Regions from separate parts of the Homo sapiens genome. Here region 2 is linked to region 1. Evidence: chromatin loops called from intact Hi-C (ENCODE). Cell type or tissue: endothelial cell of umbilical vein. All regions are shown on one strand. Each heading gives the region's core, and the rest is flanking DNA. Links, peaks and the distances in the headings are about the cores only. Region 1 holds the start of LOC124902522 (a long non-coding RNA gene). Region 2 holds the start of TEX36 (testis expressed 36).

What was found. Hi-C counts contacts between places; a loop is a spot of excess contacts. Peaks named below come from ENCODE experiments on the same cell type or tissue, not always from the same donor. Only the 100,000 strongest peaks of a DNase experiment are listed, where the experiment ranks them.
Region 2: a loop joins it to region 1, with 9 times the contacts of the local background. A loop is called at or near these places in 1 of 110 quality-filtered maps.

What each region holds. Positions count from the first base shown.
Region 1 is chr10:125,545,012-125,560,182 of GRCh38, forward strand. LOC124902522 (a long non-coding RNA gene) reads right to left here and starts at 10,513. Exons shown (of 2, transcript XR_007062333.1): 1 at 10,437-10,513; 2 at 9,294-9,809. RefSeq lists an enhancer at 191-691. In endothelial cell of umbilical vein, for the core only: no CTCF peak of the experiment used is centred there; a DNase peak (open chromatin) is centred at 5,580; H3K27ac peaks cover 1,383 bases.
Region 2 is chr10:125,671,546-125,686,716 of GRCh38, forward strand. It overlaps TEX36 (testis expressed 36), which reads right to left and starts at 11,618. Exons shown (of 4, transcript NM_001128202.3): 1 at 11,394-11,618. The coding sequence starts at 11,444. It overlaps LOC283038 (a long non-coding RNA gene), which reads left to right and starts at 11,698. Exons shown (of 5, transcript NR_033848.1): 1 at 11,698-11,786; 2 at 14,732-14,902. In endothelial cell of umbilical vein, for the core only: no CTCF peak of the experiment used is centred there; no DNase peak of the experiment used is centred there; H3K27ac peaks cover 1,238 bases.

The sequences.
Region 1 (15,171 bases), core at 2,557-10,556:
TACGAATACAGGAGTACCATGCCACCTGCATTGCTCAAGCCAGACTGGGCCTTCCTAGGACAGGCCGTGACATGCTGTTCCCTGTGACTAGGACACTGTTCCTTCACTCTTCTTCACCCAGCCACAGCCAACACACCTTAGGCAACAGCTCCTCCAGGAAGCCTACCTGACCACTCTCATCCCATCCCTGCCCCAAGTTGTCCACATAGGGAACCCCTCCTTTGTGCCAACACCTGTTGGCTGTCTCCAGTGTGCTGGGCACCGGGGATGCAAAGGCACACAAGACATGGCCCCTGCCTGCAGGGAGCACACAGTCTACTGCCCAGGAGCCAGATATGGGAGAAAACAGGACGGTCCTGCTTCCAGAGCTTTCTGTGCCTGTGCTGTCTCTCTGTGTTGTTTTTTTAGTCTCTCCCACTGTGCACTCGTGGCACCCTGGGGAGGGTCTTAGCCCTGTTTGTATCCTTACACCGAGCACCATTTCTAGTATAAATTACCCTATGCCCTCGATGAACGCACAAGGGCTGAATCAACAAATGGGCTTAACTGTGGGTTCCCTGCAGGTTAGTGCCACCATTGTCCTCTTTAAGAGGTTGCTGCTGTCCCTGTCATGCATATGTGTTGAAAGAAGAAATCCCTTATTTAGAGTTCCCTGAGCAAATGCTCTGGGGAGAAACCAAGGGGGGCTGTCTTCTGAATAGATGCCTGTTGAAATACATGCCTTCTGCTAGTGAGCACTTTTCTTGCAAACTTGAGTCTTAGGTTAGGTTCCTTCAAGACAAGAATTCCTGTGCAAGAGATTTGTGAAGGAAATGCTCCTGGGACACAGGTGGGAGTGGGGGCAGGGAAAGGGAAGAAGCCACACCAGGGTGCAATTTTAGGAAAGCTCTTGGCCTCAGCCTGCTCCTGTGGGGAGCCTGAAGCATGAGTTACACCTCAGTCTTGAGGCTAGCACTGGGTATCATTGTCCTGCACCCAGTTATTGGCTCTGAGCCCCAGGGAAACACAATCTGTCAGGCCTTTTGGGCTCCTGGACCTGTGGGCAAAGTGATTTTAGTAGCCCTTGAACGGGCCTCCAAAGGGGCCACAGGTACAGGGGTGGGCAGGAGAGACAACAGCTGGGGGCCTGAGAGGGGTACAACAGTGTCCTCTACAGCTTGTGGGGACAAGACCAAAGAGCCCTGGGGGTAAGGGAGCCCCTTTTTCTATTTTACTTCAGGGTCTGCGTTTAACTGACAATCACTCAGCAGGAGCCTGGTCTGCAGCTGTGTCCTCCTGCTTGGATGATGCAAAATAATGCCCCGGGCATGGCCTAAAACCCAAAGGTGGGGCTCTTTTGTCCAGTGCTAAGAGAGACTCGACTCTCAGCTTCAAGTTCTTTGCTGAGGTGAACATTATTTATCATGCTGTATTGGGTGGGAGCAGACAGTAACCCTGTACCTCATCTTGAAGGACAGAGAAAGATCTTTCTCAAGATCAAAGCATGTCCCTCAGATGTCTGGCAAATGAGTGGAGATTATAAATGAGAAGGTAGCCGACCAGGCACAGTGGCTCATGCCTGTAATCCTAGCACTTTGGGAGGCCGAGGCCGTTGGATCACCCAAGGTCAGGAGTTCGAGACCAGCCTGGCAAACATGGCAAAACCCCATCTCTACTAAAAATAGAAAAAATTAGCCAGGTATGGTTGCATGTGCCTGTAATCCCAGCTACTCAAGAGGCTGAGGGAGGAGAATCCCTTGAACCTAGGAGGTGGAGGTTGCAATAAGCCAAGACTGTGCCATTGCACTCCAGCCTGGGCAAAAGAACAAGACTTGTTTTTTTAAAAAAAAAAAAAAAAAGCAGGTAGCCAAGGATGCCTCAGGAGCTGAGTGCGGAGAGATCAGAACATGTGTTCCATCTTTGTCATGAGTTTATTTCTAGAAAAAGATTATTGTTTAAAACAATCATTAAAAGCTATCATAGATGCCATGGCCAAAATATTTTCGTAGGACATACTGTTACCACCTCACTGCCTACTGCCTCCAATTCTTAGGCGTAATTTTTTTTTTTTCAGAGAAATGAAAACTAATGTTAGAAAGAAGCACTTGGGGAACGATACCACTTAACTGATTTTATAATTGTTTACAGCAGACGCTGCCTTGGTGGAAAGTTTGGAGGGGAAAAGGGAGCCTCCCAAGGTCTTTATAAAAGGTAGCAGCGCCCCCTGACACAGAGCAGAAGGGGAACCACAATGAAGAGCATCAAACTCAGGAGGAAAAAAGGGTGGCTGGAGAGGGTGAGGGGAGGCAGAGAATGCATAAAAAGATATTATTCCCACTACTGCTGATTACAGAGATCAACCAAATCCTCCCACGCCGGAAAGAACAAAGTACTCATTTTTTAGCAACCCAAGAACAGAAGAAGGGGATATTGGCGGAACCTCTTCATATTAAAGACCAATTAAGTTATTAGGCAATTTCAGAGAAGTTCCAACAGAACAGAGCCTTTCTCTTACATTGCAAAATACCTCTGAGCCCTATATGAAATCACAAGATACAACACGGTTGTGTTACTCGTTACTTCTTTGGCTGTTACATTCACTTATTCCTCCAACAAATATTTATCACGTAATCTCCATGTGCAAGTCATGGGAGATTTGATGGACACAAAATCCTGCAGAAGAAAGAATCTAAGATCTGGTGTTAGAAAACCTCGATTGGAATCACCACTTTGCTGCACACGTGATTTTTAACACGCCACTTAAATGCCATTTTCTGGGCCTTAGTTTTGTCATCTGTAAAATGATGATCTGATACTGCTTCACAGAGTATGGGAAGCATCTCTGTAAGTGCTAAAGTCCTTTCAAAGGTCAGTTGCTGTTATTTTTTGAGTCTCCTAGCAGGATGGGGTGACCGCACTCCTGGTTTACCTATAACAGTCTCAGTTGCACCTGTTCTCCCAGCCCCTTTTCATTCTTAAAGGAGTCCAAGTTTGGCAAATAACTGATATGATCCCCTACTGATAGAGTCATCTGTATCGGAGAAAACCATGCAACAAGGACCAGAGTTCCAATTTTATCGTTCAGTTGCAGTGACTTTCCATACCTTACTATCTGTTCATGGAAGTTTCTCGCGGCCTAACAATACTTCGCTCTTTTTGAAGGTGCAGCCAACTCGGCTGTGAAAATTCAACGTGTGCACAGAAGTGGGTACTCTGCCGTGCATTTGCACAGAGGTTTCTCATGAAAAGAAACAATTTGTGGAACACCCGTCATGAATACAGAATTTGGGCATAAAGAAATGTTCTCCTGCATAATGGTATTCTTCAATTCACGAATGGAAATGTTATATTTCAAGGCAACAGTGTTGTGAGCCTTTACAATAAGCACAAAGCACTACCCCAGTCCGGCAATAGCTGAAAACCCGGGGGATTTTGGTGTTACCAAGTAGAACTGGGCTGCTAAATTGTGGCTGAGTGTGAGACACTGACCGTGGGTTGGATCTTGCACTTCAAGAGCCCTGTTCCCAGAGCCCTGGGCTGTGTTTCTCAATCTCACTCAGCTTGTTTCCTGACTCAGGGAGCAGGTATGATTCCTGTACCTGCCTCTTGGTACTGCTTTGAGGGTTACAAAGGCTAATGCATAGAGTATTTAACAGCACCAGAGACATGCCGATTGTCCCTAAGTTGTAGAAAGGCTTATCATTCTCCACTGTGCTGCTCCCAACAGAGCACTCTGCAATGGTTAACTTGAGGGGACCAACCCTTGCTATACCCTCTCTCCTTTGGCCTTGTTTCCAAATATTTGTAGGAGTTGTCCAGACCAAAGACTTTCACATGTGGGCAGTGAGTTGAAACCCTGTCTGTATCAGTTAGCCATTGCCACAATGATGCCGGGTAACAAACTCCCCCACAAAACTTGGTGGCTTAAAACAACAATGAAGCATTCTCAGCAATGTGTGGGGCAGCTGGCATCAACCGATCTAGGCTGAGCTATACTCCAAACTGCTCTGGTTGGGGAAACTTTGGCAGCAGCTCTACCAGTACATGGCTCTCATCCTGCTTCTGCAGCCAGGGGCCTCTCCAGGGCATGTGCTTCTGATGAAAATAGCAGGAAGCACTCGAGGGCTCATGGAAACCCTCCAGGTCGCCTAAGGTGTAGGCTCAAAACCAGTCGCTGCCACTTCTGCCCAGATATCGTTAACAAGAGCCAAGTCCAAGGTGAAAGGACAGGAGCACTCCCTTAAAAGGGTCGTGGCAAGGATGTGCTGGTAGAGAGGGGGGAAGAACTGGGGCCAGTAATTCAACCAACTGCACACTGTATCTCATCTTTTGCAGAAAAGGGATGGAACAAATTTGGAGCACCTACTTTGGGCCAGGACTCATTTAAGCTTCAAGAAACCTAGGAAGGAGGCAACTTCCCGCCATCTTATAGGTGGAGAGACTGAGGGTGAATATTGAATTGATTCACTTTTGCCACATAACAAAGCACTCCCAGAGTGTCCTAAGATCTCCATTTCTTTCACTTCCAATGCTATAGGTAAGCAGTTTGGGCTGGACGCAGATGGACGCCCTTCTGATGATCTCAGCGAGACACTACCCACTCATGGTCAGCTAGGAATCAAGTGGAGGCTGACTGGTCTCACCCACCTGTCTGGTAGTTGATGGCTACGGGCAACACGAATGGCTGAGCCATGTGCTCTCATGAACCCAGCTTCCCAGGGCAGCAAGAGAGCCAGCCCCAATGTGTGAACACTTTTTAAAGCCTTTGGTGGCTTGTTTGCTAATGTCCCAGGAGCCACGTAAGACATAAGGCCAGTGCAGAGCCAGTGTGGGAGGGGACTATCCAAGGGGCAGATAGAGGAAGTTAAACAAATTATGGCCGTTTTTGTAATCTGCAACAAGAACTCCGTTCAAGGAACACACTAAATGCATGGCAGAGCTTCCTCTTTGATCTTCTGAGCTGACAGGCATGTGGTGAGCACAGCCTCATGTGTCCCTAATGTGTTCCAGACACACTTAGCACTTCCCACACAGCCATGTAAACTGCCCGGTCCTCACCGAACTTTCTACTCCGACTGATCTTGAGAGGCACGTGTCTCAGGATTTAAATAAAAATGAACAAATAAATGTATTTATAAAGCCTTTGGAAAAACAGTGTAAATGACTTAGAAACAAAATTTATTTTCAGAGGAAGAAATCTTGTTTATGTGATTCTAGATTAATTCTCAGAAAGCATTTTTATAATGGAAGCAGGGAATTCTATAGGTCTCTGGCCTCATGTCCACAGCAGCGCATCAGTTTCTCAAGGTATTGCTGGGCTTGGTTTCCAAAGAAGTGCCAAGGAGTCACTGAGGGTGCCCAGGTCTTAGTAAGTGAGCTTTGACTCTGACTCTGTAGCTGTGTTTAAACAAATTCAGCCATTTTGTATCATATATCTGGAAAAGGGCAAAATCATTTTTCAAGTTGGAGAGGATGGAGAAGAGGGGAAATGTGTTTGGTGTTATTGCAATTAGTCACGCTTTGGAACATCCTGGGGAAAGTCGACTCTCAAGTTATTATTGACATAGTGAAGTGGAGGAGGTTAAAAAGAAGTCTGCAGGCCCCATTAATTAACCTCTCCATTATTTTTATTTCCCTGTGCATTTTTCTGATGGACAGAAGATCAAGGGGTCAAACCCTGTTAGAGCTGCAGGCATCCCGGCATTCACAAAGCCCAAGCCTCTTGCTTTCCAGAGACAAGAGGAGTTGTTGTCAGTCTTCACAATCACAGCAGGCTTTCAGGTGGGCACAGATCTTGGGCCCACAGCGTTTGTGAGGCAGGTCCCCTTCTCCACCTCATACTGTTTCTCCAAATGCTGCTCATACATTGCTAATCCTCCTCCAGGAAGCCTTCCTGGATGTATTTCTACTTCCTCTGTAACCCTCAGCCTTTCTTGGTGCCTCCTTATAGTGGATTCTGGGGCACTCTGCCCAGATCCCCTCTTTAGGACCAAAGCATACATTCCCCCAGCTGTAGCCCTCACTGGCAATTGCATTTAGCCACAGGGAATAGCCCAGCCCAAGGTCATAGCTCTTGCAGAGGCAGCCTACGGCTGGTGACTGGCTGAAGCAGGGAAACCAAGCCCAGCCTACTTCCCTCCATTTGGGGACAATGCTGAAGGGTCACCCTGGCTTCAGAGCTCCCACCGGAGCAGCTGGGCCTCTGTTGTATCTGTTGTAGATCCACTTCTCCTTCTGCCCAATCCTTACTGCCTTATGGATCCATCTCTCAAGAAACCTACATGCAGTTCTCTACCTCAGAGTCTGTTCCAGGGAACTCATCCTGGGACACTCCTTCATGGCATCCCATGTCTCATTTTATGTTTGCTAACTGGGTTCTCTGACACTGAGCTCACCCTGATATATATATTTAAAAACCAGAATGGCTAAAAAGGAGGGAAACCGCAATTGTAAAGTTGCCCACAATTTCCTCCTTCACTTTAGGTGGAGGTCAACTTTGTCTCTGGGGAAAGACTGCACGCCTGTCTATTAGAGGGTAGAAAGGACACTTCAGTGTCCTTGTGATCTTGCAGAGAAGACCCCAAGCCCACACTGGCATGGAGAGGATGAGGCCACAGTGCAATCGATCAAGCACTGTGGATTGACGCTCAAAGGCTGTCTGCACCAGGCAAGGAGGTTCCTTCTCAACCGAGATCACCATGATGCTGATGGGAAACCAGTCATGAGGGAAATGTGGGCTTCTTTCCTCCTCTGAGCTGAATCCACTGAGGGTTGGAAGAATATGATGAAAGCTGTCCCCTCGCTCCTGTGGGAACCTGGCCAGCCCTGTTGGGAGTAGTGTCTGGGCTGGACACCTAAGGAGAGCCAAAAGGGGATCCCATGAAGGCCACAACCAATGCACTCTAGATGTTTGTTCAAGAGGTGATTTAAAAATTGTCCTCAACTGCACTGTAAACCCTGATGCTACCCCCAGATCCCCATGGCCATCAGCATGGTTTGGTCTTTGCTAAACTTTGTGGAATTAAGTTTAAGTGCCCGTGTTCACACTTGGGATGTATAAGGAGAGCTCTGGCAGCCTAGATCATGACTGTGGCATGAGGGAGTGGACACACATAGCTGAAGTGCTAAGATTCAGTTCAGCTGGGCTCACCAAGCCAGTGCATTTCTTGGAGACTTTTGGAAACTCTTGGAGTGGGAGTGGGATTGAGGGTTCTGACAAAAACAGACGTCCTTAGTTGCAGGACAGCCTGGGACTTGTTGGCTGGGTACTGAAAGGAAGCTGCATCCTGGAAACCTTGGGTCTGTTGGACTCTGGTTAGTTGGGCTATTTCCTTGATTGAATGTGTAAGCGCCCTGCAAGCAGGAACCGTGCTTCATTCCTTTCTTGGGTTGTCCACAGTGCCTAGTACAGTGTTTGCACATTGTGGGGCCTGATGCAATCTTCAATTTTGGGCCCCAAACCTGTTAACAGAGAACACAATGATGCCTCAGAGAGAATGTGGCCTGGCAGGGTCCCAGAGCAAGTGAGTGGCTGGATCCCCAGCCCCCAAGGAGCATGCAGTCTCCAGCTACCTCTTACTGCTCAGGAACAATGGGTGCCCTGAGTAGAGATAGAGTCAGCTTCAACCTCCTGGGGGGAAGGATTTGGTGTGTTCCCTTCAACCAAGGATGCCCTGCTGAGCACCTAAGAGCTGGCAATTCCCAGCCCATGATCTCTGTAGTGGGCAGAGTTCTAAGATGGCCCTCAGTCTTGTGTAATTCCCTCTCATGTGTATATGATAGTACTCCTCTGATTATGCTACATGATATGGCAAAGGGATTTTGCAGCTGTGATTAAGGTTACTAATCAGTTGACCCTAAGATGGGGATATTATCTGGATGGGTCTAACACAACCAGAAAATTTTCTCTGGCTGGTGGTAGAAAGGGACATCAGCAAGAGTTAAGCAAAAAAAAAAAAAAAAAAACAGAAAACAAAACAAAACACTGTTGTTGACTTTGAAGATGCAGGGAGCCACATGTAAAAGCTGGATAGCATCCTGTAGGAGTTGAGAACAAACTTCATCCAACTGTCAGTAATGTTAGGGGGACCTCAGTCCTACAACCACAAGGAATTGAATTCTGCAACAACCTGGATAAGCTCAGAAGCTGGTTCTCCCCCCAGGGCCTCCAGCTAAGAGTCCAGCAGCTGGTACTTTGATTTCTCTTGTGATATCCTAAGCAGAGCCCAGGTGAGCCCATGATTTCTGACCTATAGAATTGTGAGATAACAAATGAGTGTTGTTTTAAACCACTGCAATTGTGAAAATTTGTTGCCTAGCAATAGAAGGCTGACATCGTCTTTGAAAGCTCTTCATAGAATGGAGCATGGACAAAGTTTGAATTCCTTTTATACTTCTCCTTAGTTGCACAACCCCTGAGTCTCAGTTTTCTCATCTACCGAGTGACAGATATAACACCCACATCTCAGAGTTGTCCCAGTGAATGCAGTCTGAGGACTTGGAGTTCAAGAACTTCCTTCCTCTCAACGTGGCTGCTCTTGGGAGAGTCATTTACCTGCTCTGCACCTTAGTTGTCTCCTCTGTGAAATGGGTCACATTAATCATTATCTTATTATTGTTCTAAAGATTGTATCAAATGAGATCATGGATGCATAAGGCATGGCACCAATGTTTGTAATTTACACCACCAGTCTGAGCACAAACCACAGACATCATACACCCAAGAACAGGCCACAAACGTCCACTTTCTGCAAACCTACCATCAAGCACCACCATTTTTGTATAGTTCAGAGCCCTCTAATTAAGAAATATATTTAATGTTTAAGGAAAACTGCCTAGATGCCATGATAACCCTTTGAATAGTGTTGTCCCTTATGCAATATTTTATTTGGTCAAAAAATAAGACATCATGGAAGATCAGAGGAGGTTCTGAGCTTTGAGCTCACTCTCAGGAGTGAGCATGACTGGCTTGGTTGTTTTGACAGGAAAGAACCTTCTCCAAACAACTCCAAGCACCAAAAAAGTTTTTGCTGTAAGAAGTTTTCAAATCATAAACTATGTTGTCATTCATCCTTTCATGCAGATCCCCTCCTGCATTGTCCCACAAGGAAAGCTCCTGATTAAGATGTAGGGGCTGTAAATCAGGAGAAGGCGCCTGCATGTTCTGCATGAGGGAGCCATATGGCTGGCTGCATCGACTGCTGGGGATGTGACCGTTGCCCATTCATTGCGCCATATCTGAGCACCAGCATCCTCTACGGTGATTCATGGGTGCCCTGATCACAGGCCCCATGTTATCTAATAGATTTCTGAAGTTTTCCACCAAGCATTTTATTTTAAATGACAGTTATTTCTATTAATGGGTGGGCCCTGTCAGTTTCCTGACCCCGGTTGGGAAGGATGTCTTTCTGTTCAAATGGCAGTCATCATTTCTGTGAAGCCATGCATGTAAAGAAGGCAGCCGGAGCAAGGCACCTCGCACAGGGCTGTCACTCAAGTTGACATCTCCATGTTGGAGCATTTTTGCAAAGTTTTCTCCATGTGACCTGCAAGTTAAAGATCAGGGGGCTCCCTTCATCCAAGCCATCCATGTGCCAATCATCCTTACCTAAAAATGAAAGTTACAAATAAGCCAGCGCTGCTATTTATACCCTCCTGCCTGGCCCATCTTCCTCCTGTCAATCTTGGTCTTTCATTATGGATACATACGCAGCACCTCTTCTCCATCAAGATCACAGATTAGCTGCTCCCGCTTCTCCACTGTTTGTTTTCCCCTTACCTTTTGTGACGTTTTATAAAATAACCATGTTCTCCTGGTCTTCAGGGTTTTTCTGTCAATAGAAGATAATTTTTTCCCTTCTCCTCTGTCCTTCCTTTCTTTCTTCCCTCCCTTCTTTCTTCCTTCGTTCCCTCTCTTTTCTTCCTCCTTTCATTATTTCCTACCTTCCATCTTCCTTTGTCCATTTTACCTCTCTTGCTCTTCCTTCCTTCCCTCCGTCCCTCCCTCCCTTCCTTCCTCCCTTCCTTCCTTCCCTCTTCTGTGTCTTCCTCATCCTCTTTCCCTTCCATTTCTTCTCGGTCCTCTTCCTTTTTCTTTGTCCCTCCTTTATTCCTCCCTTTTCCTGATATTTTCAAGCAGGAAGTTTGGAGATGGCCTGCCCTTGCCCAGCCCTTTCCTGTAGTCCTGCTTGCTGCCAGCCCCACGCAGAAGGCCCTGTCTCCCCACACATCCCCTCCCAGGCCTCTCGCCCAGCTGCCAGTCTGAACCCTGAGCCCAACTGACACCGTTCCACTCGCCGTTGACTGAGCCACCCACTTCTGAGGGATTCATTTCCCTGATAGAACTTTCTTTTCCTCTCCCCTCAGGTCGCCTTCCCCTCTCCACCTGGGGGCCTTTGCTTCAGCACCGCAGGGGATCTTTCGTAGCTCATCCAATAAAAGCCACCCTGCATAAATACCTTGTTTATTCACTCAACCAGTATTCACTGAGCACCTTCTACATGCCAGGCTCTGCAGAGGTGCTGCGGAGAGTCAGGCAGTCACAGATCCTACTCACAAGAAGCGTGATGTTTCCTAGGGAAAACAGACAGTAAGCAAATACCTACCCAAACTTATTTAATCACAACTGTGATGCGTGTCACAGAGGAAGAGTCTGTCATCAGTCATACAGGTCCTTGTGTGCCCCACTCCCCACACGGTCCCCCAGGGTGCTGATGGTCATTAGAGGTGCCTGTCCTTGAATAACGTACTCTGTGGGGTACATGGCGGGGGAAGGTTTAAGACTTCCCCACCCTGGAGGTGAGTCTGCTGGCCTGGTGATTTATGGGACCCCTCCGCTGTGCCCAGACATCTTCCGAATGCTGATGTGGATACCAGGAAACAGAACGGGAAAAGGTCCACTGTGCCCATGTGGTCCTTCCCGGGGAGCTCAGGCCTGTTTACCGGCCACGTCTGAAGTGTTTTGTACTGTCTCAAGTGTGTTCTCAAGTGTTTTGTTCTGAAGTGAAGCCTGACTGCATTTTCTCAGCCTCCTCTTCCACACGGGGACCGCTGCTTGGCAGCACATGCTCGCCAGCCATTTGCACTCACAGGGGGCAAAGCTTAACTATAGATTTTGATACACGAACGTGAGTACTGAGCTGTGAGAGCCCAGAGGTGCCTGTACAACTACAGAAAGGAGAAAAAAAAAAACACGAGAGTTTTAAAAAGGCACAAGAGCAGCGGGGAGAGGAAAGAAATTCATTTATTAACTTCATCAGCCTCACTTTTCTCATGTGCAAAATGGGGCTGCTGATTGTACAAGAGATGCTTCTAACGCATTGCACATATCATGTGCCAAACTAAATGTCAGTCTTCTTTCCCTGATATTTGCAGTTAGAAGTCCCAATGGAGAATGTGGCTGTAACTGTGGAAACTGTACAGAAGGCCTCAGCATTCGTCGGGGTGGGCTCTGGAGGCCCCCACCGCTAGGGAAATCTGTAAAAAGATCCTCAACATTCAAATAGGGTGGGGAGAAGGTCGGGGGCGCATGTGTACATTCCTTTTTCTACTTTATCCTCTACTCGGTGGCTGTCACAGTGAAAGGAGGTGCGTGGGGGTAAACTGAGGAAGCTGGGCTGAACCGGAGAGGCTGGCCGCTCTGCAGGGAGGCGGGTTTACACTTTGCAAGCCAGCCTTGATGTCTTCCACACAGATAATGGCAAACCAAGATGCACAACAACCGTCTGGACTTTTCTGTGAGGGGTTTCTCCTCGTAACTTCAGAAATGTACTATCTGTGCAAAACTGAGCAGAGGCAGACATTACTAACCTAACTGACGAGACGTCATTAGGAAATCACAATACTTTACCTGGAAGACTGGCTCAAAAACTGAAGAGTTAAAAAAAAAAAAGAAAAAGAAAAAGGAAAGCTACGATTAACTTTTAAACTCAAACAGCAACCAAAAGACAGACAATTAAATGGGGAAGCCATGCACAAATGTCACACACAGGGGAGGAGATCAAAGAAAACAGCAATCTCTGATAAAGATCAAGAGAAACGACTGGGGTTTTTATAGTATCTGCCGACAAATGGCTCAAGTGGAAAAAACACACAGTAGCTTGATTTCTCAATATGCTGCAGAATGGCCTGTGATGATACAGAGATCAAAGGCTAGCCTCGGAAACAAAATGCCACAAGAAATGGCACACTCTTTGTTTTTGTTATTATTTTGGGGGGCAATTTGTATTTCAGACCCATGACTCAAGGAGTGGGAAATTTATGAGCCAGTGTGGAGAGAGGTCAGTCAGCTGGCTGAACGGCAAGAAATAAGAATTATGCACTTAGAAATTCATTCCATTCCTTCTCGGCTTACCCCTGTGGAATAAAGAAGGTGATAAAAGACCTTTGTAAATTACTTAGTATCTCCATTAAACCTTCACAGGTCTGAGGCAACACTATGTTTTTGGAGCGTGATACTATGTAACTGTGTGTGCACATGCCAGCTGCTCCGTCATTGTCATTCCTGGCATTTTATCCTCTTCTAATGTATCCCTATCCCCTGGATTTTCTCCCTCCAAGTTTCCCTTCAACATCATCTTTTTCATCATCTAAGTCTGGTCTTCTTTGAATTGCCCATAGTGACATATCTGTGTCCACAGCACTGAAAACCATCCATCACCCTCTGTCCAAATGTGTAGACGTTTGGCAGCAGGTAAATAAAAGACCCAGAGGTGCAATTTCCTTGGTTTTCATCAGGAACTCTGGCATAATGTAGAGATACCTTGAATGAAAGCTAGCCTATATTCTTTTGATTTTCCACATGTGGTTATCGTTATATTATTATTTATTGTGACCTTCGTATAATTTACCAATCATCTAGGTAGCCATCAACAGGCATAATAATATGGTTAGTATTTGTACAAACAATTATCCTTCAAATATAAGTTGGTAGATGGATTACAAATGAATCCAAGAATATTTTGGCAAATATCCCTGGGAAGCTGTGTTGGGACTAAAGCCATGTAAAGCACAGGATTCTGGCTGGGGGATTGATGATGTGTTTGAAAAGCTTAATAAAACATTAAGATGGCTGATACTGTGGATTCCAGGAAGGCAGGTAGAGAAGTTTGCTCACATACCAGGTGACACAGAGAATATAAATGAAATCTATCAGAAATATATTTAGTAAATTTGCATCTCAACAATGGAAAATTACAACACAGAATAATGCCCTGATTTTTGTAGCATGTTAGAGGAACCTGAGAAAAATAAATGTGCCGTCTACTGTCGCGGACAATGTTCCCAACAGATGTGGTCTGTCTGGCAGGCAGCACAGAGCTGTCCTCTCCCTCTGCGATGCCAGAAGTGACCCCCGTGTAAATGTGCATTTCAGTCCAAGCTCATACAGTCTCAATCCTGAGTCTTTGGATGTTTCAGAAATCTAGATCGTTGCTGAATCTTTCTCAATGTGGCTTTAGTTAAAAAGAATTGTGTTCTTTTCTTAGTTACTTTTTTTTTTTGAGACAGAGCCTCACTTTGTTACCCAGTCTGGAGTGCAGTGGCATGATCTCAGCTCACTGCAACCTCCGCCTCCTCGGCTCAAGCCATCCTCCCACCTCAGCCTCCTGAGTAGCTGGGACTATTCCACCATCACGCCAGGCTAATTTTTGTATTTGTTGTAGAGACAGGGTTTCACCATGTTGCCCAGGCTGGTCTCAAAGTTGGAGTCAAGTAATCCACCTGCCTTGGCCTCCCGAAGTGCTGGGATTACAGGCTTGAGCCACCATGCCTGGCTCTTAATTACTTTTTATTATAGAAATTTTCAAGCATAAATTTTACTGAGTTTTGCTGAATTCTAAATTTATTTATAGGCACACCTTATTTTATTGCACTATGCTTTATCGCCCTTTGGAGATATTGCATATTTTTACCAATCAAAGGTCTTATGGCAATCCTGTGTTAAGTGAATCTATCAGTGCCATTTTCCAACAGCATGTGCTCACTTTGTCACATTTTGGTAATTCTTGAAACTTTTTCATTATGATTATACCTGTTATAGCGATCTATGATTAGTGATCTTTGCTGTTATTGTAATTTTTAGGGGGCACTGTGAACCACACCTATATAAGAGAGTAAACTTAATAGAAAAATGTTGTGTGTGTTCTGACTACTCCACCAACCAGCTGTTCCCTTGTCTCTCTCCCTCTTCTTTGGCCTCCCTATTGTCTGAGACGCAACAGTATTGAAATTAGGCCAATTAATAACCATACAGTAGCGTCTATGTTCAAATGAAAGGAAGAGCCAAATGTCTCTCACTTCAAATCAAAAGCTAGAAATGATTAAGCTTGGTCAGGAAATGCATGGCAAAAGCAAAGACAGGCTGAAAGCTAGCCCTCTTACACCAAACAGGTAGCCAAGTTGTGAATGCAAAGTGAAAGCTCTTGAGGGAAGTAAAGTGCTACTCCAGTGACCACATGAATGATACGAAAGCAAAACAGCTTTATTGCTGAGATGGAGATGTTAGTAGTCTGGGTAGAAGATCAAACCAGCCACAACATTCCCTTAATCCAAAGTCTAATACAGAGCAAGGCCCTAACTCTCTTCCATTCTGTGAAGGCTGAGAGAGGTGAGAAAGCTGCAAAAGAAAAGTTTCAAACTAGCAGATGTTGGTTCATGAGGTCTAAGGAAAGTTGTCTTAATAACATAAAAGTGTAAGATGAAGCAGCAAGTGCTGATGAGGAAGTTGCAGTAAGTTATCCGGAAGATCTAGCTAAGACCATTGATGAAGGTGGCGATGCTAAACAATAGATTTTCAATGTAGATGAATTAGCTGTCTAGTGGAAGAAGATACCAGCTAAGATTCCCTTAGCCGTCTAGAGGAATGAAGATACCATCTAAGATTCCCATAGCTAGATAGAAGAAGTCAATGTCTGGCTTCAAACCTTCAAAGAACAGGTTGCCTTTCTTCTTAGGGGCTAATGTAGCTGGTGACTTTAAGTTGAAGCCAGTGCTCATTCACCACTCTGAAAATCCCAGGGCTCTTAAGAATTATGGGAAATTTACTGGGCCTGGGCTCTATAAATGGAACAACAAAGTCTGGATGACAGCACATCTGTTTACAGCATGGTTTACTGAATAGTTTAAGCCCACTGTCAAGACCTACTTCTCAGAAAAAAATATTCCTTTCAAAATCTTACTGCTCACTGACAATGA
Region 2 (15,171 bases), core at 3,176-11,175, 130 kb after region 1:
AGCATTTTTGCATCAATGTTCATCATGGATATTGGCTTTAAGTTTTCTTTTTTTATTGTGTCTCTGCCAGGTTTTGGTATCAGAATGATGCTGGCCTCATAAAATGAGTTAGGAAGAAGTACCTCCTTTTCAATTGTTCTGAAAAGTTTCAGGAGAAATGATACCAGCTCTTTTTTGTACCTCTGGTAGAATTCAGCTGTAAATCCATCTGGTCCTGAGCTTTGTTTGGTTGGTAGGCTATTAATTACTGCCTCAATTTCAGAACTGTTATTGGTCTATTCAGGGATTCAACTTCTTCCTGATTTAGTGTTGGGAGAATGCATGTGTCCAGGAATTTATCCATTTCTTCTAGATTTTCTAGTTTATTTGCATAAAGGTGTTCATAATATTCTCTGATGTTTGGTTATATTTCTGTGGGGTCAGTGGTCATATCCCCTTTATCATTTTTCATTGTGTCTATTTGATTCTTCTCTCTTTTCTTCTTTATTAGTCTAGCTAGTGGTCTATTTTATTAATGTTTTCAAAAAAACCACCTCCTAGATTCATTGATTTTTTTTGAAATGTTTTTTGTATCTCTATCTCCTTCAGTTTCGCTCTGATCTTGGTTATTTCTTGTCTTCTGCTAGCTTTGGGGTTCATTTGCTCTTAGTTCTCTAGTTCTTTTAGTTGTGATGTTAGTGTGTCAATTTGAGATCTTTCTAGCTTTTTGATGTGGGCATTTGGTGCTATAAGTTTCCTTCTTAACACTGCTGTAGCTGTGTCCCAGAGATTCTGGTACATTGTCTCTTTGTTCTCATTGATTTCAAAGAACTACTTGATTTCTGCCTTAATTTCATTATTTTTCCAGGAGTCATTCAAGAGCAGATTGTTCAAATTCCATGTAGTTGTGTGGTTTTGAGTGAGTTTCTTAATCTTGAGTTATAATTTGACTGCACTGTGGTCTGAGAGACAGTTTGTTATTATTTCACTTCTTTTGCATTTGCCGAGGAGTGTTTTACTTCCCATCATGTGATCAGTTTCAGAGTAAATGCCATGTGGCACCAAGAAGAATGTATATTCTGTTCTTTTTGGATGGAGACTTCTGTAGGTATCTATCAGTTCCCCTTGATCCAGAGCTGAGTTTGAGTCTTCAGTATTCTTGTTAATTTTCTGTCTCAATGATCTAACATTGACAGTGGGGTGTAAAAGTCTCCCACTATTATTGTGGGGAGTCTAAGTCTCTTTGTAGTTCTCTAAGAACTTGTTTTATGAATCTGAGTGCTCCTATATTGGGTGCATATATATTTAGGATAGTTAGCTCTTCTTGTTGAATTGATCCCTTTACCATTATTCAATGCCCTTCTCTGTCTTTTCTGATCTTTATTGGTTTAAAGTGTGTTTTGTCCAGAAACTAGGCTCACAACCCCTGTTTTTTTCTGATTTCCATTTGTTTGGTAAATTTTCCTTCATCTCTTTATTTTGAGGCTATGTGTGTCTTTGCACGTGAGATGGGTCTCTTGAATACAGCACACCAGTGGGTCTTGACTCTTTATCCAGCTGTCCATTCTGTGTCTTTTAATTGAGGCATTTAGCCCATTTACATTTAAGGTTAATGTTATCTATGAATATGATCCTGTCATCATGATGTTAGCTGGTTATTTTTGCAGACTTGTTGATGTAGTTTCTTCATAGTGTCATTGGTCTTTGTACTTCAGTGGCTGGTAATGGTTTTTCCTTTCTATATTGAGTGCTTCCTTCAGGAGCTCTTGCAAGGTAGGCCTGGTGGTGGCAAATTCCCTCAGCATTTGCTTGTCTGAAAAGGATTTTATTTTTCCTTCACTTATGAAGCTTAGTTTAGCCAGATATGAAATTCTGAGTTGGAAATTTTTTGCTTTAAGAATGTTGAGGCTGGGCACTGGCTTATGCCTGTAATCCCAGCACTTTGGAAGGCCAAGGTGTGCTGATCACTTGAGGTCAGGAGTTCAAGACCAGCCTGGTCAACATGGTGAAACCCCGTCTCTGCTATAAATACAAAATTAGCTGGGCATCGTGTCAGGTGCCTGTAATCCCAGCTACTAAGGAGGCTGAGGCAGGAGAATCAATGGAACCCAGGAGGTGGAGGTGGCAGTGAGCCAAGATCACACTATTGCACTCCAGCCTGGGCGACGAGAGAGAGACTCTCTCTCAAAAAAAAAAAAAAAAAAAAAAAGGTTGAATATTGACCCCCAGTCTCTTCTGGCTTGTAGGGTTTCTGCTGAAAGGTCTGCCCTTAGTCTGATGGGTTTCCATTTGTAAGTGACCTGGCCTTTCTTTCTGGCTGACCTTAACATTTTTTCCTTCATTTCCACGTTGGAGAATCTGATGATTATGTGTCTTGGGGTTGATCTTCTTGTGGAATATCTTACTGGGGCTCTCTGTGTTTCCTGAATTTGAATGTTGACCTGTCTTTTTAGGTTGGGGAAGTTCTGGATGATATCCTGAAGTACGTTTTCCAACTTGGTTCTGTTCTCTCTGTCTCTTTCAGTTACCCCAATCAGTCATAGGTTTGGTCTTATTACATAATCCCATATTTCTCAGAGGTTTTGTTCATTCCTTTTCATTCATTTTTCTCTATTCTTGTCTGCCTGTCTTATTTCAGCAAGACAGTCTTCAAGCTCTGAAATTCTTTCCTCTTCTTGGTCTATTTAATTATTGATACTTGTGGTTGCATTGTGACGTTTTCATGTTGAGTTTTTCAGCTCCATCAGATCATTTATGTTCCTCTCTAAACTGGTTATTCTGATTAACAGCTCCTGTTATGTTTTATCATGGTTCTTAGCTTCTTTGCATTGAGTTAGAACATGCTCCTTTAGCTCAGTGAAGTTTGTTATTACTCACCTTCTGAAGCCTACCTCTGTGAATTCATCCATCTCAGCTTCTGCCCAGTTCTGTGCCCTTGCTGGAGAGGTGTTGCCATCATTTAGAGGATAAAAGGCACTCTGACTTTTTGAGTTTTCAGCATTTTTTCATTAATTCTTTCTCCTTTTTGTGAGTTTTTCTAGCTTCAATCTTTGAGGCTGCTGACCTTTGGATGGAATTTTTACAGGGACTTTTTTGTTGATGCTATTGTTTTTGTTGCATTCTGTTTGTCTTTCCTTTAACAGTCAGGCCCATCTTCCACAGGACTGCTGCAGTTTGCTGGAGGTCCATTCCAGACCCTATTTGCCTGGGTCCCTCTGGCACCTGGAATTACCACCAGTGGAGGCTGCAGAACAGCAAAGGTGGCAGCCTGCTCCTTCATTTGGGATCTCTGTCCCAGAGGGACACTGACCTGATACCAGCAGGAACACTCCTGTGTAACTTGACTGAGGGGTCTCACCCAGTCAGGAGGCATGGGAACCAGGGCCCTGCTTAACGAAGCACTCTGGCTGCCCCTTGGCAAAGTGGGTGCATTGAGCTGGGGGAATCTCCGCTCATCCAGATTGCCCAGGTTCCTTAGAGCCAGCAGGGGAGAAGACTAAGTCTGCTGATCCAGGGAGACCATAGCCACCCCTCCCCACAGGGGTTCAGTCCCAGGGAGACAAGAGTTCTGTCCTTAAACCCCTGGCTGGAGTTGCTGAAATTCATGCAGGGAGTCCTCATCCAGTGAAGAGGGATGGACCAGAGTCCAGCTTAAACAGGCAGTCTGGCCACGATCTGCCACAGCTGCTATGCTGTGCTGTGGGAAATTCCTCCTGGGTCCACATGGTCCAGTCTCTCCAGCACCAGCAGGGTAAAAATGGCAGACTGGAGCTACAGCAATGGTGGCCACTCCTCCCCCTGGGAGCTCAGTTGTCTTAGCAGGCAGCCACAGTGATGACAGCTGCCCCTCTCCTGGGGAGTTCAGTCGTCTTAGGCAGCAGGCACCCACGGTGATGATGGCCACCCCTCCCCCCAGGAACTCGGTAGTCTTAGGCAGTCCCCACCAAGTGGCTGCTGAGAATCTGCACAGCTCTGTGCTTGGGACCTAAGGCCCTGGTGGTGTGGGCTCATGAGGGGGATCTCCTGATCCATGGGTTGCACAGATCTATGGATAAAGCATGGTTTCCAGGGCAGGGCAAGATGATCACTCACCACCCTTCTTGGCTGGGGGTGGGAACTCAACCCCATGTGGCTCCCAGGTGGGCAGACACACCACCCTACTTTTCCTCACTCTCTGTGGGTCATGCCAACCACCTAGTCAGTCTCTGACAGAATCAGGATACCTCAGTTGCCAGTGCAGGATTCACTCACCATTTTCATTCTTCTCAGTAGGAACCTCCAACCACAGCTGTTTCTAGTTGGCCATCTTGGCCCCTCCCCACTAATTTTATCCCAATTTCTTCATTGACCCAGGGGTCATTCAGGAGCATGTTGTTTAATTCCTATGTATTTGCATAGTTTCCAAAGTTCCTCCTGGTATTGATTTCTAGTTTTATTCTACTGTGGTCTGAGAAGATATGTAATGACTTTAATTTTTTTAAACTGCTGAGACTTGTTTTGTGGCCTGACATATGGTCTATCCTGGAGAATGTTCCATAGGCTGATGAAAAGAATGTATATTCTCCAGTTGTTTGATAGAATGAACTGTAAATGTCTGTTGGGTCCATTTGGCCTAAAGTTCAGTTTAAATCCAGTGTTTCTTGGTTGAGTTACTGTCTAGATTGTCTGTCTAATGCTGGGAGTAGGGAATTGAAGACTTCCACTATTATTGCATTGCAGTCCATTTCTTTGGATCTAATAATATTTGCCTTATGAATCTGGGTGCTCCAGTGTTGGATAGCCATATATTTAGAACTGTTATATCCTCTTGCTGGATTGATCCATTTATCATTATATAATGACCTTCTTTGTATTTTTTTTACTGTTCTTGACTTACAGACTGTTTTATCTAAGTACAGCTACTGTTGTGCACTTTTGTTTTCCATTTGCATGGAATATCTTTTTATCATGACTTTATTTTCAGTCTATCTATATGTCTTTACTGGCAAAGTGAGTTTCTTGTAAGCAGCATATAGTTGGATCTTTTTTTTTTTAAATTCCATTCAGCCAGCCATTCTGTATCTTGTAAATGGATAATTTAAGGTTTCTGTTCAAAGTTATTATTGATATGTGAGGCTTTGTTCCTATCATGTTATTAAATTGTTTTCTTGTTGTTTACATCTTCTTTCTTCCTTTCTTTTTATCTTACTGCTTGTCATTGTGGTTCGGTGGATTTCTGTAGTGGTACAATTTGAATCCTTTCTCTTCCTCCTTTGTGTGATTGTTCTACGAGTGAGTTTTATACTTTTGTATGTTTTCATGATGGTAAATATTGTCCTTTCACTTCCAGGGATCCCTTGAGTATTTCTCAAAAGGTCAATCTAATGGTAAAAAAGTCCTTCCCTCAGCATTTGCTTGTCTGGGAAAGACTGTATTTCTCCTTCAGTTGTAAAGGAGAGCTTTGCTAGAAATAGCATTCTTGACTGGCAGTTTTTTCTTTCAGCATTTTGAATATATCATCCTATTGTCTTATGACCTGTAAGGTTTCTGCTGAGAAACCTATTGTTAGTCTGACGGAGTTTCCTTTATTGATGACTAATGCTTTTCCCTTGCTTTTTTAAAAAATTTGTTCTGTATCTTTGACTTTAGATAGTCTGACTATAACATTTCATGGAGAAGACCTTTTTGTATTGTATCTGCCTGGGGACTGTTGAATTTCTTGTACCAGAATGTCTAGATCTCTTTCTGGACTTGGGAAGTTTTTATCTATTATTGTGTTAAATAGGTTTTCTAATCTTTTCTTTGTCTCTTTTCTCTGGAGGATCCTGATAACTTAAATGTTTGATCACTTTATGTTATCCAAAATGTAACAAAGAGTTTGCTCATACTTTTCAATTCTTTTTTATTTATTTTTGTCTGACTGGATTATTTCAAAAGACCTGTCTTCAAGTTCTGAGATTCTTCTTCCTGATCAAGTCTATTGTTGAAATTTTCAAATGTATTTTGTATTTCCTTCCATGAGTTCTTCAATTTCAGAATTTCTATTTGGTTCTTTTCTTTTCTAAATATCTTTCTCCTTGGAAAATTTCTCATTCATATCCTGAATTATTTTTCTGATTTCTTTGTATTATTTTTCAGCCTTCTCTTGTATCTCACTGAGCTTCTTTAAAATGAATTTTTTTTTCTTTTTTCTTTTGAGACATAGTCTCACTCTATTGCCGAGGCTGAAGTGCAGTGGTGCGATCTTGGCTCACTGCAACCTCCGCCACCCAGACTCAATTGATCCTCCTGCCTCAGCCTCCTGAGTAGCTGGGATTACAGGCATGCACCATCATGCCCAGCTAATTTTTGTATTGTTAGTAGAGATGGGGTTTCACCATGTTGGCCAGGCTGGTCTTCAACTCCTGACCTCAAATAATCTGCCCACCTCGGCCTCCCAAAGTGCTGGGATTACAGGCATGAGCCACTGCACCCAGCCCCTAAAATGAATATTTTCAATTCTTTATCTGGTATTTGGGAAATTTCTTTTTGATTAAGATCTATTGCTGGTGAATTATTTTGTCTCTTGGAAGTGTATTTCCTTGCTTTTTCATGTTTATTCTGTCCTTACATTGCTATCTGCACATCTGGTGTAACAGTCTCTTCTTCCTATTTTTAAATTTACTTTTATAAGGGAGGACATTTTCCTGAAGATGTTTCCATGGTGTCAGTTGGATAGAGTACTTTGGCTTTGATTCTGCATGCATGTAGTCATGCAGGCTTTATATGATTTCTTTGTCTGTAACCACAATTAGTGGTACCTGTGATTTCCTCAGTGTGTTAGGGTGTGGTTAACAGTAGAGGCTGTGATGAAGTTGTGCTGGGGACTGAGATGCCAGGTAGGTCAGTCTTCAGGCCCCATTGGTGGCAGCAGTTGGCTGAGCATGTCTATCTTTGTGCCTCAGAGTAGTATAAGCTGGCACCTGTTTTGGCAGTTCTTGGTGGGCCAATTCTTGGGCCTCCCGGTGGCTTGCTTTGATACTAGTAGTGGCAGCAATGAACGAGGCAGGTGGGTGGGTTCTCAGGCCCCTAGGCAGCTGGTGTGGCATGGGTGATGGCAGTAGCAGTGGCAGGATAATTTTTTGGGTCCTGAGTGGTGTGCATTGATGTTGGCAGTGGTTGCGATGGGCTGGGCAGGCCAGTCTCTAGGACTGCAGGTGGTGCTTGCACATGGGGGCCAGCTGAGATGGTAGTGGCCAGGAGTTTAGGCCCAATCTGAGTTCCCTGGGAGGAGTGTACTCAAGGTGGTAGATGGGTTGGGCAAGCTCAAGGACGTGAGGCTCTGTGTTCTGTCATGGAAGAGGAGGCAAAGCCCGGCTGGGTGGGCTTGCGCTCAGGCCCCCAAAATATGACAGCAGGCACCAGCCATCGTGAGCAGGAGCAGGCCCCAGGTGGAGTGCTCAGCTGAGAGGTGGTAGCAGCTGTGCTGAGGCCCTGTCACTGGAGGGAGGGGTTGTCTTTGGTGGCCACAGTCTGGGCTGGTGCATGGGGAACACACATCCCTCTCATGCTCCAGTCCTGCCAGGGTTTGCCCTCCAACCTTGGCAGCAGTAGCCCATGTCTAGCTTGCTCCCCTTGGCTCTGGCTACAGGAGCACCCCCCCCGCCCCCGCCAAGCTGACAACTTAGTTCCAGTGTCAATTTGTGCCTCGCTCACACCCCAGTCTCCTGGCAGTGCTCACTACCCAGCACCAGCAGCTGCAGCTGCAGCCCGTGCCTCAGTTGCTTCTTAGCCTCAACTGTGGAAGTGCTCTCAGCTCACTCCTCAGTCCCAGTAGCAACAGCCCAAGTTTCCATAATGCCTCAGTCCAGATGCTTCTGGGGCCCAGGAGAGCGTGCAGTCTGTCAAAAGATAGATTTGAAAATGGCACCTTGCTATAGCAGCCTGGGTCTCAGAAAGGAACCCAGCATGACCTTCCTCCCTAGAGGAGTTCCATCCCACAGTTTCCGGGAGACTCTCTCTGTTAGTTTCAGGGAGAGAAGGGTCGAGAAGTTCTCCATGGCCAGAGTTACACATTTCTACAGTGGGCATGTGGGCTGCCGGAAGTCTCTCACTTACTCACTTACCCTTTCCCCATGTTGGGAAGTCACTCCTGGCTCCCAGCCGATCCCGGCCAGGCAGGCTGCCTTTTTCCTTTCTCTTTCCCCACGTACGGTGTTTCCTGTCACTTCTCTGTTGAATTCCAGCGTTCTCTCTTGGATAACATATTTGAAGTGTGACTGCCTGTACACTATTTTGGTTCTTCTAAGTGGGATAGGCGGGCACGCAATGCTTCTAGTCAGCCATCTTGACGCCCCTCCTCTGCCTTATTATTTTACGGTAGCTTTGGGTTGCTTTCTTCTCTGCTTCCTGTCGCACTCCCCAACCCCAGATAACAATATTAGCAACCAAGCACTCATATGATCACATACAAACACCTATGCCTGTGAGAAGACTTACACTGCTTTACAAAAATCAGATTATATCATACATACTGCTTTGCACCTTGCTTTCCTCTCTTAATATATTCTAGAAATGTGTTCAAAGTCAACCTATATCTTTCTCATTCATTCTATCTTCTATTTTTAAAATGTTTTCCAAAGAAATATTTTTAGAGGTAAATATAAATAATACAAAGGGTCTTCGGGTTCTGAACCTTTTCCTTCACCCTTCCTCCAGTCTGACTGAGTCAACACTTCCCTCTCGGAAGTTGTGGAAAATCAGGCTGGGGGTTGGGGGAGGCTGTTCTAACATCAAGAATGATGTCTCTCACCAGTTAAATGACAACTGAGTTGGGTTCATTTGTATTCAGCAGGTCTGTAGACTAAATCACTGTAAAAAATGGCTCTAGCGTTTTAATTTCGCTCTTTTAAAATATATATTTAATGGCTATAACATGATAGCTGTGAAATAAACCCTTCTGTTAGATATTGTAACCGTGAAATACAGCTTTTTAACAAGTTGGCGGTGAAATTTTTGCTTCGTTCAGTCACTCAATGACTGAAATATTAAATAGGAAGGGGCAAGTGTGTGGAAAAAGTCTTTCCTACCTGGCAATAGCTAGATTGCAACCAGCAAGGTCAACTGCAAAATGACTGTCACCTCTAATGTGGCAATTACGGTCCTCCCAAATGGGCTGCAGCTGACTCAAAGCCAATAATTTCTTTAATTTTTCCCTCCTCGTCTACAAGTTACTTTGGGAAACTTCATGATCAGCACTATTCTTTTTATGCTCTTAGGTGCTGACAGCAGAAAGGATTTTTGCCAAAGGCCCAAGCCAAGCTTTGGGGAACAGTGCCTTTCTCCCTAAAACCCAGGGACTGGGCTACGTTTCTGGGGTCTTGATAGAAGGATAAAATAAAATTTCTTCCTATGAAATGTTGATTCTCGCTTTCCCCCTTACCACAGAATTCAGGTTCTTCATTCACAGCAGCCATGTGGTTGGTTAAAAAAAACACCTCCTCAGACACCCTTTTAGCTAAATTGGCCATGTGACACAGTGAGATGGAAGCAGAGGTCTAGGGAGCAGGCTCCAGGGAAGGCAGGAAAGTATTGTTTTCCTGATAAAAAGGGGCAGACTTAGGTGACAGGCGCCTTCCATCTTTTTGTCCTTTGACCTTCCTCTTATTTCCCTGCCTGAGTTGTGGATTCACTGTTTGGAGCTGGAGTCATCCCACACTAAGGATGGCAAAACAGAATGCTGAAAAGGGAGCTGCTGATGACTCCCTTGAGCAGCTGTACTAGCCTGGGATGGCCAACTTCTAGGTTTCATTGTTACTTAAGAAATATAAATCCCTATTTGGTTAAGACACTGTAGTCACTTTAGTCAGCCTTCTATAAAATTCAGGCTAACAATTGTAACTGATACATAGGTAATAGCTAGAGGGAAAGCTACTTAATCTGAGCAACTTACATTTTTCTTTTCATGGGAACTTAGCTTTATGGAGTTGACATTATCTCTCATTTTACTTTGGCTGCCAGGGAACTCAGAGTCAAATGTGGTGCCCAAATATCTACCATATAATCCTGGAAATATACCTAATATTATGTCTATGTTATATGTGTTCTCAGACTCAGCCTCTTCTCTTTCTAAAGTATTTATAAAACTAGTTATAACTTTCTATTTGATTTATACTGTATTATTTTATTGTGTACATTTTCCATGCTTTAAATTTTTGTGGAATGAAACAAGGTATACATTTGTGTGTATACACGTATATGTACACATACATACAAAGTGTATATATGTTAAGTGGTTTCTATGTGCTCACTCATTGTACTGAGCACTTGTTAATGAGTCGTGAATCCCCCACCATGGTCTTCTACCCTTGGTACATTATGCTCCCATTTTACAGACAAAGAAACTGAGACTTAGAAAGACTAAGCTGCTTAGCCAAGGTTGTATCCAAGTGGGTAGATCAGTTTTTTAAAGCCTTCAGACCCAAATTTGCTGAAGTGTTTTCTGTTTTTCTTTGAAACAAATTAAAATTTTAACAATTTTTTACCTGTTGCTACCCTAAAAGAAGTCGACGTCAGGTTTTTCTCTGATTATGTTTCTCATTGCGAGTCTACTGCTGTGATTTCCCCTTAACATTCTTTTTGTGAATGAATTGTAGAAATCAGAAATGGGAAAGGCTTGAGGCTTGTCGGCCATGAAATATACATGTTGAAGAGCAAAGGAGAGAAGTGCTTGGCCGACAAGGCTAAGACCTCACACTTAGGAGTGACCCAAATGTTTCCTGAAGATGGTAGAAGAGTGAAAAATCCCACAGGCTCTGTAAGTGACATCAGAAGAGCAAGAGTTGGGGGAGAGCGTGAAGCTGGAAAGGGAAAGTTTTCAAGTGATGAAGATGAGTAAATGATGCATTCCTGGACTCTTCTCATTTCATAGGCCGGAGGGGCTAAAGGAATTGGATTGGGAGCCAACAAGAATTTGTTTAGAGGTTTCTAGTATAATATAATTACTTCAACACATATGTATTGAGTGCCTTCTATGCTCCAGATCCTGTTCTAGGCACTGGGGATACATCAGTGAATAAAATAGACAAAAATCCCAGCTCCATGGAGCTTATATTCTAGCAAGGGGAGAAAAATAACATAGATAAGAGAATAAGTTCTGTAGTATGTTAGAAAATAGATGTTAAGGAAGAAAGAAAAAGTAGAGCAGGAATGACTGCTTAGTGGACATTCACGAGGTTCCAGTGTGCTGAGCATTTTACATGCATTATTTCATTCAATCTTTGCAAGAGTGTTAGAGGATTCCCATGTCACAGATGAAGAAACTGAGGTTGAGTAAAGTGAAGTGATTTGTCAAAGGTCATGCTTCAGTAATAGTAGAAGCAGGATTGGAACTCCTCAGACTGTTGACCACACCCACGTGGCATGAGAAAGGCACCAGGGGCCACCATCTTCCTTACCCATCTCCCATCCTTGTCTGAAGGTGGGTTGAAGCGTCGCCCTTTGGTCATTCTCTCCAGGAAGCTGAATGTGGCTGAGATTGGCTCCCTCACCTCTCCATAAGCTCTACATGTCTGGGAAGCTGCTTCCTAAACTTCATAAGCTCTACACGTCTGGGAAGCTCCTCCTCCTCCTTGTTCCTGATCTTTACTTCTCAGCCTCTTCCAGGAGGGGAAGGTGCGGGTGCCCATTGTTGTCATGGAATGGGAACTCACCCATCACAATGGGCAAAGGAGTCTTCTAAACCCTCGGAGGATTCTTGCCACTGGTTCCTTGCAGCTGTGACTCCCCAGGGTAAGAGGCAAAGAGCCACCAGGTCCCAGCTGAGGAAGCCCTGTGGTCAGCTCAGACAGGTAAGGACAAGATGATTTGGGGGTAATGGCAAACATTTTGTACCCTCTCAATTTTTGAACCAATAATGTTTGAGTTGCATGTCCCCCTGGCAACTGTATGTTCCAACCTGTTAGTTTTCAGAGAAGTAAGTTGAGTCCCAGGCTGGGGGTGACCTTGTCTGCATCAGTGGCACTGCTGCACCCAGGACCCACGCTGCCTACCATCTCCTTCTGTGGCAGCCTCTGTGTCTCAGCTCGGACCCAACCTCAGGACTCACTCACAGCCACTCTTACCTGCCTGGCACAGCATTGAGACCATGAGGAAGTAACACTCATGAATAATTATTATATGCCAAGTGCTGTGCTAAACTAAACATTCACCTGTTTTTATTTTTTCTCCACGACAACCTTCAACATTTACAAATAGGAAACAAGGGACATACAGCAATGGATGGGATGCCACAAGTCCCAGCAAGGTCATGGGCCAGCTCCAGAGCTCATGAGCCTTGCCAAGGGCCACCTGGCATCCCCAGGGCTGCAAAGGCTGCTCGTGAAATCTGGCGTTTCTCTCGGGGCCTGGACACACACGTCCTGCCTCCCTTCTACTCAGTAAGGTGTTTTCTGCTTTTCTTTCTTTCTTTTTTTTTTTAATGTTGTGTCTTGCCAATTCTCTTGGCTACTCCGTGTGAATACGAGAGTAAACACATGCAGGACAACCTGTCCAGCTGCTCTCTCACTCAGAAATTGTGTCCTCCACCCTTTCCTCCTCCAGTCACCCTCCTAGGTTTTCCAAGGAGAGTTGCTGTAGTAGTGATAGAGGACCTTATCCACTGCCAGCACTGAAGGGCCAGAGGTGGCCCTTAGATGTGACACCGGAGATGCACAGGTCCTCTTGCACTATGATGCCAAAAGCCACATGGTAAGGAGAGGAGGAAAAGGTGGTGGGCCACCTCTTTTGGTGTTGCAGAGCTGCTGTACCAGGCAATACTGTTGTGTGTGGAGTAAACCCTTCCAGGATTTCTGCTACCTGCTGACAAACCCAGTGCAACAGACACTATTTTTCACCTTTACCAGGCATTGCCCACTGCTCTCCAAAGCCCAGGTGTAAAGAAATACTCCCAGCAGCAGCAGTGCAAGGGAGTTCTGTCGTCTCACAGCCTTGCCAAGACGCACTATATTGATTACGAACAAATTTGACTGGGACAGGAAACCCGAACTAACAGGGGCTTAAACATGATAGACATTTATTCTCTCTGCGTAGTGAAGTCCAGAGGGAAGTAGTCCAGGCTCGATATGGTGGCTCTGCTGTTCAGGATTCTCAGAGATGAGGCTCCCTCCCACCTACCACCACTCACCAGCTCCAGGGGGCAGCTGTCATCACTTGGCCCCAGATGGCATCTGCGTTCCAGGCAGCAGAATGCAGAAAGGGAAGTAGAGGGGAAAGGGCGTGTCCCCATGGATCATATTGGGCCAACCCCAGTTGGCTCAGCTGCTTCCTCCTAAGGAAGTTTCCTGGCAGCTGCCATACAACACTTCCTCTCGTGGGCCAGGACTTCAACCACATAGTCAGGCCTCACTGTAAAGGGAGCTGCAAAGTAGGCATTGTCCTGGTGGGATGATTGCCCAGCCGAAAGTTTAATTACCATGGAAGAGACAGAGAAGCAAAATCAAAGGACAGCCTGAAGGTTCTGCCACCCCAGCGGGTGTTCTCTTATCTTTAATTTGATCATTTAATTCCCCAAATTCTAACAAGAATAAGCCTAACTTCATTCCAATTAGCCTGGCCAGGGCAGGGGGAGGGTGCAGAAGACGATGCACAGTGCTGTCTACTTCTCAGCATTGTGCTCACATAGCACCTTATAAATACTCTGCAAACTCTAACGTACTTTGCAAAACTAAGGAAGAACACATGAAAGGCACGTCAATGTTTACTAAGTACTTTTATATTCATTGTTTTATATAACTTTCACGACAACCCTAAGACGTGTGCTGGTTATCTTTCTTTTGTGTGTACCCCTCTCCCAGTCATTCTCCATCTATTCCCTGTTCTGCAGTCTGGAGTCTAAGCTGTAAAGGCTGTATCCCCTATTCCCCTATGCTTTGGCTCTTTTTGCTTTTGAATTTATTATTATTATTTTTTGAGACAGAGTTTCACTCTTGATGCCCAGGCTGGAGTGCAATGACACGGTCTCAGCTCACTGCAACCTCCGCCTCCTGGGTTCAAGCGATTCTCCTGCCTAAGCCTCCCAAGTGGCTGGGATTACAGGCACCAACCACCACACCTGGCTAATTTTTGTATTTTTAGTAGAGACAGGGTTTCACCATGTTGGCCAGGCTGGTCTCGAACTCCTGACCTCAGGTGATGCGCCCCCATCTCGGCTTCCCACAGTGCTGGGATTACAGGCGTGAGCCACTGCGCCCAGCCCATGCTTTGGCTCTGGTTGGATTCATCCCATAGGAAATAGCAGTGGGAATCAGAAGGGCAGAAGGAGATAGACAGTGTTGTGCTCATAAATGGTTCACAACCAGCTCTCCAGAGGAAACGCAGCCTGATTTGTAGTGGCATCTGCCAATTTCCATGCATAAATACTTCCACCATGGTGGATTTCAAGCTACTGACATCACTGAACATGGAATTGGGAAGAGATGTACATAACACATTCTGATACATCACAGGTTCAAAGTACTGGCCCCCCAGGCTCTATCCCTACCAGGCCAGAATTTGGAAGGGGCTGTATTTGTCTACTTATGTCCATAGCTCCTGCCGGGCAGCCCCTTCCCCACAGCCACAGTTCTCCCCGCTCACAGTGCCCTCTCCCTACCCCTTTGGCCCAGGGATAGACAGGCTTCCTGCTCTTGCTGGTCCCAGGAAGCTGCACCATTCCTTGTCAGTTCCTGTAACCCTGCCCACATCTCTGAGAGGAGACCCTTCATTACAGTCTCGTCTGTCACTGGTTTCACTGCAGGGATGCGGACTGAAGCCGAAGCAGGTGTTAGTAATTGTCGTACCTACAGACGAGGAAACCGAGCCTCCATGAAGTGAAGTGACTCACCCACAGTCACACAGCTAATATATGCCAGAGCCCACAGCAGAACCCAGACGTACTGAGGCCAAGTTCCATGCCAGCATAAAACAGGTTTTGTTTTAATGCACTTGCTTGACGCTGTTAAATTATTGAGCAGTGATTTTATAAGAGGATTCCTTTTAATTCCCTTTCCTTAACCTGCACAAAACAGGGCCTGCTGAAATGCCTAGCGCTTCAACAAGGTGAGCTCTTGTAGGCCAGGGGCCAAATGACGGACATCATGTGCCACCAACACCACACAGATGAAGGCGGTGGGCCAGGGCAGAGTTCTGGTTCTCCTGCATCCTAAGATGAAAGCTAAAGTCAGAAAGGAGGGAGGA